Regions from separate parts of the Homo sapiens genome. Here all the other regions are linked to region 2. A link is an interaction called in ENCODE POLR2A ChIA-PET data of the cell type or tissue named here. Cell type or tissue: OCI-LY7. All regions are shown on one strand. Region 1 overlaps TEX41 (testis expressed 41). Region 2 overlaps TEX41 (testis expressed 41). Region 3 holds the start of LINC02993 (long intergenic non-protein coding RNA 2993).

Evidence for each region. Peaks named below come from ENCODE experiments on the same cell type or tissue, not always from the same donor. Only the 100,000 strongest peaks of a DNase experiment are listed, where the experiment ranks them.
Region 1: POLR2A ChIA-PET joins it to region 2 with 6 read pairs; 2 of 35 experiments call an interaction of 5 or more read pairs at or near these places.
Region 3: POLR2A ChIA-PET joins it to region 2 with 5 read pairs; 3 of 35 experiments call an interaction of 5 or more read pairs at or near these places.

What each region holds. Positions count from the first base shown.
Region 1 is chr2:144,746,031-144,750,030 of GRCh38, reverse strand. The region is part of intron 1 of TEX41 (testis expressed 41); the gene reads right to left. Among named protein-coding and RNA genes, the nearest start is that of TEX41, 80 kb to the right of the region's middle. In OCI-LY7, no CTCF peak of the experiment used is centred here; a DNase peak (open chromatin) is centred at 2,290.
Region 2 is chr2:144,684,848-144,688,847 of GRCh38, reverse strand. All of the region lies in intron 1 of TEX41 (testis expressed 41), which reads right to left. Among named protein-coding and RNA genes, the nearest start is that of TEX41, 19 kb to the right of the region's middle. In OCI-LY7, no CTCF peak of the experiment used is centred here; a DNase peak (open chromatin) is centred at 1,827; H3K4me3 peaks cover 304 bases; H3K27ac peaks cover 1,023 bases.
Region 3 is chr2:144,522,870-144,526,869 of GRCh38, reverse strand. All of the region lies in intron 1 of LINC01412 (long intergenic non-protein coding RNA 1412), which reads right to left. LINC02993 (long intergenic non-protein coding RNA 2993) reads left to right here and starts at 2,426. Exons shown (of 2, transcript NR_136320.1): 1 at 2,426-2,483; 2 at 3,042-3,326. In OCI-LY7, no CTCF peak of the experiment used is centred here; a DNase peak (open chromatin) is centred at 2,439; H3K4me3 peaks cover 2,175 bases.

The DNA of each region.
Region 1 (4,000 bases), 61 kb before region 2:
TTTTTGTGACATTAACATAGTAACTCCTGGTTTCTTTCTTTTGATTAGTGTTTGCATAGTGTATCTGTTTTTACCCTCTTATTTTTCTCATACCAATATTATTATATTTGACATGAGTTTTTCATATGCAACACATATTTGTGTCATTTTTAATTAATTCTGAAAATCTGTCTTTTAATTGATATGAGAGCTTTTACATTTATTATTGATATATTTAGGTTTAGGTTCTACCATTATATTATTTGCTTTCTGTTTTCTTCCCTCTGTTTTTTTAATTCTCAGTTGTCCTTTTTCTGTTTTCTTAATTATTATTTGATTTTTTAGTATTTCACTGAAATTGATTTTTTGAACTATTACTCTTTGTATGTTTTGCTTGTTTGGTGTTTAGTGGTTGCTCTAGGCATTATAATACATATTTAACTTTTAACTGCTTAGACTCAATATTTTACCACTTGGCCTCCATGATTTTGGGTGAGAAAACTGCAGTTATTTGAATATCCTATTAAAAACGTATTTTTTTCTGGTTGTTTTTAAGGTTTTTTTCTTTGTTGTTAGTGTTTGTAATTTGATTATGACATTTCTGAGTTGGGATTTAAGTGTTTATCCTTTTAGGGCCTACCAAACTTCTTGAATTTGTAGGTTTATATCTTTCATCATATTTGAGAAATTTTCAGCTATTATTTCTTCATTTTTTTTTTTCTGTACTACACTCTTATTGTGACCTTCTGGGACTCCCATGCCATGAAAATTAGACCTGTTGGTATAGCCCAAGAAGTTTCTAAAGCTGTTTATTTTGTCTCTTTTTTCTCTGTTCTTTGGATTAACTTCCATTAATTTATCCTCAGATTCATTGACTCTTTTCTCTTTCATCTCCAATATACTACTGCGTCCATCCAGTAGTAAAGGTTGTGTTTGTTTGCTTAGAGTTTTTCTTTTTGTTTGCTTATTTTTGGAGAGTGTAGAAGTTATATTTTTAGTTATAGAATTTCCACTTAATACTTCTTTATATCTTTTAATTATTTGCTTAGATTTTCTTTACATTTGTTTCAAGAGTGTGCATACTTCGAACATTTTTACAATAACTGCTTAAATCTTTGTCAGATAATTCCAACAGTTCAATATCGGAGTTTATTTTTTGTCTTTACCAATATGAGTTGAGGTTTTCCTTGGTTCTTGCTTGTCAATTAACTACGTATTGTCTTCTGGATGCTTTGAATACTTTCTTATGAGACAATGAGTCCTGTTTAAACCCTATAGAAAATGTTGATATTTTGCTTTAGCAATCAGCCCAGTTGGATTCCGTTCCCGCATCCTGACCAGCCTTCTGTGGTTGTGGTTTCGATGTACATTTCAGTATTCAATGCCTTTACAGTGCTATTCACATCTGCCTTGTGTGTTTGTCACCCAGTGGGTAGTCCAGGAAGTGGGCTGAAGCCCATCTCAAAGTTTCATTCTCAAAATACATGGTATATGTTTAGGATTAGATCCACGCACTTGCAGCTCAAGGGTGAATCCAGGAGTTTATAAACAATTTTATGGAATTGGTTTCTCAAGTTCCTATGCCTCCATTATCTCCCTTTCTGGTTTCCTTTTCAGTTCCCCAGAAAGCATGGTCTTTAGCTATGCTATCCTGACACACACTTCCCATGAATGCATATGCATCCAGGACCAAGCAAAAGGAGTACATAGAAAGAAAAAAAAAAACCATTAGATGTCCTTATTTCTCAAAGTTTAAAGCACATTATAGGTTCCTGCTGCCACAACTGTTGCTACCAGAAGTTCTGTATACTACTGCTCATTATCGGGGGAAACCAGCCCCCAGTATTCAACGTGGGTCCTTTTCTATTTTCCCTAAGTGTCGGCCAGTCTGAGAAATAAAGGGAAAGAGTAAAAAAGAGAAATTTTAAAGCTGGGTGTCCAGGGGAGACGTCACGTGTAGGCAGGTTCCGTGATACCCCCCAAGCTGCAAAACCGGCAAGTTTTTAATTAGGGATTTTCAAAAGGGGAATGTACGAATAGGGTGTGGGTCACAGAGATCACATGCTTCACACAGTAATAAAATATCACAAGGCAAATGGAAGCAGGGCGAGATCACAGGAAGAGGACGAAATTAAAATTGCTAATGATCTTCAGGCACGCATTGTCATTGATAACGTCTTATCAGGAGACAGGGTTTGAGAGCAGACAACCGGTCTGACCAAAATTTATCAGGCAGGAATTTCCTCATCCTAATAAGCCTGGGAGCCCTACGGGAGACCAGGGTTTGTTTCATCCCTTATCGACAACCATAAATGGCCCTAAGCGGCCATTATAGAGACCTCCCCTTGGGAATGCATACTCCTTCTCAGTGACGTTCCTTGCTGAGAAAAAGAATTCAGCGATATTTCTCCTATTTGCTTTTGAAAGAAAAGAAATACGGCTCTGTTCCGCCCGACCCACCGGCAGCCAGACTTTAAGCTTATCTCCCTTGTTCCCTGAACATCACTGTTATCCTGTTCTTTTTTCAAGGTGTCCAGATTTCATATTGTTTAAACAATTTGTGCAGTTAACGCAATCATCACAGGGTCCTGAGGCGACATTCATCTTCAGCTTACGAAGATGACAGGATTAAGAGATTAAAGTAAAGACAGGCATAGGAAATCACAAGAGTATTGATTGGGGAAGTAATAAGTGTCCATGAAATCTTCACAATTTATGTTCAGAGACTGCAGTAAAGACAGGCATAAGAAATTATAAAAGTATTAATTTGGGGAACTAATAAATGTCCATGAAATCTTCACAATTTATGTTCTTCTGCCATGGCTTCAGCCAGTCCCTCCGTTCAGGGTCCCTGACTTCCTGCAACAGCTCATGGAACAAGAACTAAAAGGCTTTTCTCCAAGTTGTCTCTCTGTGTTGATGCTTACTTCCATATTTTGCACTACTTGAACCCAGGCTGGGGTAGACACCAGAAAATGGTAAATGCGCTATCCATTCAGTGATACTTCAAATTCTACTCAAGAGTCCTCAAATAACTGTTCCATCATTCTGATTAGGTTTTATAGATGCATTCAGTGAGAATGACAGATTGGAGTGTACTTACCCCATTTTACCCAGAACTGGAATCTTTGAGTGGGTTTTTTTTAAATTAAGCTTATAAATAGCACTGTTACTTTATAATTAGTCTACATAAAAAGCTTGTCTGGATAAGTGTTAAAAACAGATTAATAAAGAAAAGAAGAAAAGAGAAAGGAAGAAAGGGATGGAGTGAAGGAGAGAAAGAAGGAAAGAGAGAAAGGAAAGAAGAAAAAAAGGAAGAAGAGAAAAGAAAGGAAGAAGGAGAGGAGAGAGGTGAAAGAGAAATAAAGAAAGAGTACTAAAAAATAAGAAGGGGCTGGGTGCTTTGTCTCAGGCCTGTAGTCCCAGCACTCTGGGAGGCTGAAGCAGATGGATCACTTGAACCCAGGAGTTTGAGACCAGCCTGGGCAACATGGCAAAACCCCATCTCTACAAAAAATACAAAAATTAGCTGGGCATGGTGGCTTCTGCCTATAGTCCCAGCCACTCAGGAGGCTGAGGTGGGAGGATTGCTTGAGCCCAGGAGGTGGAGGCTGCAGTAAGCTGTGTTCACACAACTGCATGCCAGGTGGGTGGCAAAGTGACACTCTGCCTCTAAAAATGAAAAGAAAAGAAGGAAGACAGAAAAGGAAGGAATCAAGAAAGAAAGAGAAGAAAGAGAGAGAAGGAAAGAGGTGAAAAAGAAAAACGAAAGAGTGAAAAAAACAAGAAAGATAACGAAACTGGAAAGGAAGGAAGGGAGGTAGGAAAAAAGGAAGAAAGGATCCAAGAGGGAGAGAAGAAGAGAGAAATAATAGAAAATCAGACATTAATATCAAACACCTGACTGAAGGGAGATAAAGTTGAAACAGGAAAGGTTCCATTGTCCCCCTCACAGGGTGTGTGATGGCAGTGTGGCTCACTTCCTCCATGCCCCCCTGCTCAAACCTCTAAGGAAGCATAC
Region 2 (4,000 bases):
TTTCCATAAAGGGAAAGCTCTTTACCACAACAATGCCTATTATACCAGATTATCAAACACAGAATCACATTGTAACTTCTGGAAAGTATGGAATATGTATACACAGAACAGAGCCAAAAGAACTCCAGACAGGTATGCCTCACCCTCAGGGACTCATGTGTTACAGAAAATGTTGGGAAAACTGAATAATAGGGACAAAAGAAACTCGCCATGTTAAGGTTTTCTAAACTGAAATTATTCTTACTTGTTTTAATTTACTTTTCTTACAATGCTTAATTCTCATATTTTTTAAGTAAGTTGCATTTATACCTTTGTTAAATGTAGGCCTTTTGATATAAGAAGTCAGTTTGGCAGAATTGCATTGATACATATTTGATGACATTCGTTCAAATATTTTCATTATTCCAAATAGGGGGAGGATTCCATAATAGCCCCTGGTTTATAAAAAATCCTAGGTTCACAGCCGTGGATGAGAATGAGTGAAAGTACCTAAAACCTACTATTTTCAAGATCCATGGGAAAACTGTTTTATATATATGAACAAGCCACAGGTGTCATTTAAAATCTTTAAACTGTCCTATAATTATGTATGATGTGACCAATGCGTATTTGCAGTGATTGTCCCCACAGAATTGCCGTCGACAATAAAATACAGACTGATATTGATCAGCCAAAAAAGAGAGACTGGGCTAATTTGTGGAATTATGGAAAACCTAAAATTCACCCAAAACTGTTCCCATTACCATAATCCATTTGAATTGAATCAGTGTTTTTCTATACAAGTTCCTTAAAGTTTGAGAGTAAATAGGACCCTTCCCACAATTCATATGTCCTTATGCACACTTTTCCAATTAGCAAGAAGCAAGAATTAGCATATCAACCACAGAATACTCATACATATACTTCATAGACGTTAAGTGCTCATAAAGCTGACTATTCTATAAAAGTAATCCATGTACTTGGAATCATTAAATTTCACCTTCTGGATACATAATGTAGTACTTATGGCATGCTCTGCAGATAGATCTTGGCTAAGTACTTGTGTCATGCTCTGCAAATGATTTTTGGCTAAAATAAAAGATCAATCAAACATCTCTCTCCACAACACTTAGTCTAGTTCTTTGGACCAAAAATTAACTTGGTGAAGCTTGTATACTTCTAGCTAGATGGCCCAGTCATTCTCACTCTTTAGTGCTGCTACAGAATATACTTCTGATCTTGGACAGTTCTCTGCACTGTTTCTGTAATAGTCCCAGAACCAATATAGTGATTGTCTCATCTTATATAGTTGACATATATTTGTTAATATATCTCATATATATTATTCAATATATACTTCATATTTGATATATATTTCTTAGAACTGTATGCCATGCATTAGAGAGAAACCAATGGAAGGGAGAAGGTAAAGAGGCATGTTTACTGTGCCCCTATTATGCGGGAGGCCCTCTGAACACTTTATATGTTATCTTGACACAGCTCTGTGGGTATAATGTTCATTATACAGAAGAGGAAACCAAAGCTCAGAGTGTTTAGTAACTTGTGCAAAGTTGCCAAATTGTTAAATGATGGATGCAGCTTTAAACTCAGGTGTATCTGGCTCTGAAGTCTATGATCTTCCCAACACACCACATAGGTCAATCTCACTTGTCTCTACACATCAAAACCTGTTTTCCCTTTTCCGAACCCCTGGCTACTGCCCAGCCAGCAGTGCAATAGGCCCATTTACAGTATACATACTTTCACATCAGGTTTTTCCCCCTAATTGGATATCCTTCTTCCTCCCCAACTATGCAAACATTACTGTCCCTTCAAAAGCCATTTTCTACATTAAGTCTCACTTCCCCACCAGCCCTTTCCTTTCTCAATGTGAATTGCACAATTTGGTTTCTGTGAACATAAGTTAGTTTGGAGTACGTCCTTTCTTGTACTGCTTTCTAACTGGAGTATTATTTCAATCTCAGTCACATTATAAATTCTTTTATTTTAGTTTTCCTTTAGTTTCCCAGTCCTCCTTCTTCACAGTGTTGACAAGTAATAAGTATAGCACAAAGGCTATCTTGCTATTGAGAATGCTATCATTTGACTATTTCATAATAAACTGAGAGGAAATGTCATGTACTGAAAGTTGCACTGGACTGGGAGTCAGAAGACCTCAGTTGACATTTTATGCCATAAACCATTAGTGCTATTTTGGGCAAGTAGTAGAACTTCCTTACACCTCACTCTCCTCACCTGTAAAAGAAAGGGCTCAGACTAGATGATACATAAACAGAATGCTTATCCTTATTTATTTTAAATTGCATTTCTGAAAAAAAGAAATTATAATTGTAGCCATGCACTTTTGTAGCCAGGTTTACCAAAGTTTCCCCCTTCAAAAACAATTCTCCCCTCTGTGTCTCCCACTTCATTGATAAGGTCTAGTAGATGTATTATATAAAACATAGACATTAACAGGAAGCTCTTTTCAAATTACAGCCAGTTTCCCAAACCAAACTGTCAACCTCCTACCCTCATATATTTAACACATGTGCTTCTGTAAAGGTGATTTATTAGTGAAAATCATAGTGTTCCCTATTATGAAACTCAGACTACCACCTGTGCATAACATTCCAGGAGTACAATAACATGTTTACATGTAAAACTCAGGCCAGTCACTTCCATCTCACCAACTATCCTGTCTTTCCTTTTCCTTCTTGTTTTGTTTGTTTTGAGATATGGTCTTGCTCCATCTGCAATGCAGTGGCACGATCATGGCTCACTGCAGACTCGACCTCCTGGGCTCAGATGATCCTCCCACCTCAGCCTCCCAGGTAGCTGGGACTACAGGCATTCAAGACCATGCCCAGCTAATTTCTCCGCCCCTTCCCCCCCACCCCAGGATGGAGTCTTGCCCTGTCTGCCCAGGCTGGAGTGCAGAGGTGTGATCTTGGCTCACTGCAACCTCCGCCTCCCGGGTTCAAGCAATTTTCCTGCCTCAGCCTCCCATGTAGGTGGGATTACAGCCGCCTGCCACCATATCCAGCTAATTTTTGTACTTTTAGTAGAGACAGGGTTTCACCATGTTAGCCAGACTGGTCTCGAACTCCTGACCTCGTGATCCTCCCACCTCGTCCCCCCAAAGTGCTGGGCCAGCTAATTTTTTATAGAGACAGGGTTTTACCATGTTGCCCAGGCTAGTCTTGAACTCCTGGGCTCAAGCGATCCACTCTCCTCGGCCTCCCAAAGTGCTGGGATTACAGGAGTGAGCTCTCATGCCCGGCAAAATTCAAATTTTTTAAGTGAAGGCTTTTATCAGGTTTATTATTAATCTAGGAAATACATATATTAATGGAAGGCTACATGTCACAATAAAAACTCAAAAAGCAGCATAACAATAACTGTGAGAAATATAACAATTACAATGGCATACAGCATTCGTTACAAACCATATTTTTCTTTCATACTGCTTTCCTTAATTCATTGCTTCATTTTCTCATCCGTTCATCCATTCAATACGAAGTTACTGAATATCTACTATGAATCAGCTACCAAGCCAGCTGCTTAGTTCCAATTTTGTCATATTAGATGAAGTGCAGTAAACTATTTTGTTTCTAAAACATACTACATAAAAGGTAAAAACAAACAAACAAACAAACAAAAAAACAAAAAGCAGCTCAAAGAAAACGTAAATATGGAGAGAAAGCAGAAAAACCTTATATTTAACTTGAGAAAAGTCCCCCAAAAGTCAAAGGGAAAAAAGAAGAAAACTACTAAGAGCAGAGAAGATGTGAACTTCATCTGCACATAAGAAAATAATGGTTGGTAATAATGATAAAGTTACAGCCTCAGAAATGACTGAAAAACATTCCATATCACCTTTACTCTTATACTCTTACTAGAAGGAAAGAACCATAACTGTTAAGTTAGTTATATCTTATTTTTTTTTAGGGGCAAAGAGTAAATTTTCCAATACAGTAACCATTTTCCCATTCAACTTTATGTTAAATATCAACCAAAT
Region 3 (4,000 bases), 160 kb after region 2:
AGTCTAATATTTATAACCAAATTATGACCATATTGAATACACTAAATTAACTGCTGAACTAACAGAAAGGAAATACTGTATTTATTTTCACTTCTGTGGCTACGCATCCTTTGAACAGTTCGAAAAAATCATAAACCAGCCATAAATCCTAAAATGCTTTTCATTTTCTTTCTTCACGTAATAACACAGCACTGATTTTTCAATAAAAAATATACTGTAAATAGTTGTTATTTTTAATAATCAAAATTAATTTGTACCATCTTTAGTTGATCTGTATATTTGTTTAACCTTTCATTATAATAATAAAGCTACAATATAGTGAAGTTTTATGCATTACTTCATTTAATTCTCAATAAAATCCCAAGGGATAGCATTATTAGTGTACCCACATTGGAGATTAAAAATAAAACAAGCTTATAGGAGACTGCTTATAATCACACAGGTAGTCATTTGCAGGGCTAGTATTCAAAATAGATATTAATACTTTGGACTTTAACTGGCACAGGAGAATAAAAATATCAGGGATACACTTACTTAATCATTTTTAATAATTTAAATCAGCCCATATGTTAGTAAGTAAAAGATAAAAAATGATCCTAAATACCAGGCCTGAGTTATTTGTCAATTGCTGCAATTTTCCACTTTTAGACTTGAATTAATAGACATAACTAAAAATTTAAATGACAAAATTCCAATAAGAAAACATAGTGCATAATTAGTGCACATCTCTGGATTTGGGGAGGAGAGTGACTTGATTTTACATAGAGTATTGTTTTTCCTAATTAATTGTAGTGTGCCACATATTTGTATGTGAATGCCTCATAAATGGTTTACAAATTGTTAAGAAGTTTATGGATATCTAGAAAGAATATTACAGCTCAATAAATAAACTTTTACAAGTGTAGAAGAGAAATTTTGCATTAAAATGTGACTTTGTTTCTTCATCCTGAGAGAATGAATTTTTAAAAAACACATTTAAAATCAAGCATTAGATATGCAAATATGTGTTCAGATCAGAGATACTAAAATTATTCAAATGATTAATTATTCATCATAAAATGTCAATTAATAATTATGAAGCAGAAAAGGCATCTTTCTAATACATCTTTATTTTTCTTGGCCTAAAAAGGGCTAAATATACATGTTCAATTGACTTCTATCAAGTTTTTAAAATTCAACAAAGTAAACAAATTGTAAACAAGTGAAAACTCTGAATTTTAATGAGAACAACAAATATGCCCAAAGTGAAGGGAAGAGCAAAAAATAATAATAAAGAAAACAAAACAAAAACAGTTATGTTCATGACATATGCCGCCTCATGCTCACTCACCTGCTAGGTAACGGACAGTAACCTAGCCTAGTCAAGAAAATAACCCAACAACCCAAGTTGTGAATTTGCTTAGTAATGTGCAAACTACGTGACATGATGATGTTTCTCTCTGAATTGATCAATCTTTGTTGGGGTTCAGGAGGAGTGCTTTGGGAATTTTTTACCCTTTGCAAATAGTCATCAGAAGAAAAGCGCAGTTTAAGTTTCATAAAATTACCTATTGTAATGTCTAAAGTCTGTTAACAAATTAAGTACTACTAAAATATGGCTGTAAACAAACTTTTTCACATTGCCTTAATTCTAAAGAATGCCCCTATGCCAAGCATTATGCATTTTTTCCAGGAAGACTATATCTATTATATCTTGTCTTTTAAAATTATCAGTCTGAGCTGATGTGATAATATAGAAGAATAAACCATTATGGTCACTGAAATATTGATTTATTTTATTTTTATTATTATTATTTTACTTTTCACTGACACCTGGTGAACTTGTCGTCTCTGAGACCCGGGGAGTTATTTTAGTCAGGGTGTCCCTGCCCTCCTGCTGGTAGATTAATTACACATTAAACGTTCTGTTTTCAAAACGAAATGATAAATCTGGACACATAAAAGAGGCACAAAAAGAATCACAGCGAGGGAGAAGAGTGGATGTTAAGAAACAAAACAAGAAATTGCAAAAGGGAGATATCAGATAGAAAGGAGAACGTAGGAAATGCAACTGGGAAAGAATTTCAAGAAAATAAGGATAAAGGGCAGGGAGGGCTGAAAGGAGGGCCAGAGGGAGGAAAAGCAGGAGGGAGATTTTTGGTTTTCAATTCCCTGGTGAGGCTGCTGGCGTCCGCGCCCTCAACGCCCCAGCCTTCCAAGTTGAGGCGAAAGCCACCTCCTCGGGCCTGCGTCGCATCCAACTTACTCCAAGTTTTCTGGTGACTCCTACAGGGCCCCTTTCCGTCCCCCCCCCCGCTCCCCGCCCCCCAAGCCTTAGTGAGATTGACAGTCGCGTGGAGGAGGCTTTTCCAGGCACAGCCTTTCTCATGGTAATCAGCCCCCGGCATCACCTCCCGGCCGCGGCTGCGCCCGCTCGGAGCGCGGCTCGCGGACCCCGGGGACCGGAAACAGGGCGGCGGGCGGGGAGCAGGCGAGCGAGCCAGGTCAGCTGACCGGGCGGCGGGCGGGGGTCGCAGGATCCCGGGCGGGGACAGGTCTGGGGGAGGGCGGTCTGGTGGGAGGGGGCCGAACACCGCCCCCCCCCGCGACGCGCTCCTCCGCCTGTGCAGCGGGGCCCTTCCTGGAGATCAAATGCAGGGACCGAAGCTGGCGGCGGGGGTTGGGGCGGGGTGTGTGGGGGGGGGAGTGGCAGAGCGCGCGGAAAATTGGGGACAACAACCAGACCTGTTTAGCATCAATAAATTAAGATGCTCATTTGGGTCCTGAAGTTTGCTGGTTCCTGTCAGTGGAGACGTTGGCAAAAGCCCTGAAGCCGAGATTCAGCCTTTACTTCAAAAAAATAAAATAAAATCAACCCCTCAGCTGGCCGCCCTGCTGGGGCCAGGTGACGTGCGAGATTCCACAGCCTGCGGGTCTCGCAGCAGGGATGTTAGGGACGGTCTGAGCTTCTCTGGTCCTGTTTTGGTTTTGTTTGAAAGGGCTTCTCAGAGAGATGCTCCTGATTTTTTTTTTTTTTAATAGACTTTCCCCTCCTATCCTAGGCTCAACTCCGAATGGATTGGATTGCGAGTCTGCACGTGAGAAAACCGTTTGGCTTGGCTTGGACCCCTGCCGCCCCCCACCTCCTCCACACACACCCAGTCCAGGGGTCCCCTTTATCACCCTTTGCTTGCAACTCCAAAAGAAGTTGCCCACCTCCTGAGTCACAACACAAGGTCGAATAATTCCTCTAGATGAAAGATCAGTTTCATTTCAAAACGAGAATAGGTTCCTTTTTTTATTTTCTCCACATGGTACAAAATAAACAGAATTTGCTTTAAAAAAAATCATTAGCTGTGGCCAAATTCGAATTCCTTCTACAGCCTGTGTGTTCAAGGGCAGAAACATTGTATCTCTTCGGGCATCTGGGCCGCCAAGCTGAGCGGGGGGAGGGGGGAGCGGCTGTGAAAGTTGAGGAAATTGACAGACTGAGAGGTGAATGGGGGGACAGGCACCAGGTCCTGGCTGGAGGGAATTGGAAAACAAAAGTGCATCCTTCTCACCCTGCCTGGGTGGAGGGAATCCTGAGGGAGGTAGTTTGTTTTGCCCATGGAAACCCCAAAGAATTATTTTTCCCCCTTCAATGTTGATTGCAATATTATTTCACATTTCCGTGTATCTGTTGTTTTAATCTCTTTCGTCTGCGCTAATCTCGAAGTGGATTATTAATGGGGAAGACAGAGAAGGAGAGATTCATTTGCAGGACTTATTTTGCTGTGTGAGGAGCCGAAAGCCAGCAGCCCCCAGTCCTCTCTCGACTTTTCTCTGCGTCCTGTGCTCCTGCATCCTCCTGATCCCACGATCCCCATTGTCCCCGAACTGGCCCTCGGACTGAGGGAGTGTTCGGAACAAATTTATATTCCGGCTTCCTCCCGACCCCATCACCTCTGCCACGTTGGGAACTCTCTCGGCCAAATGCCTGGGGAGGGGCGTGCCAGTCAGGAACCAGGGGCAAGGCAAC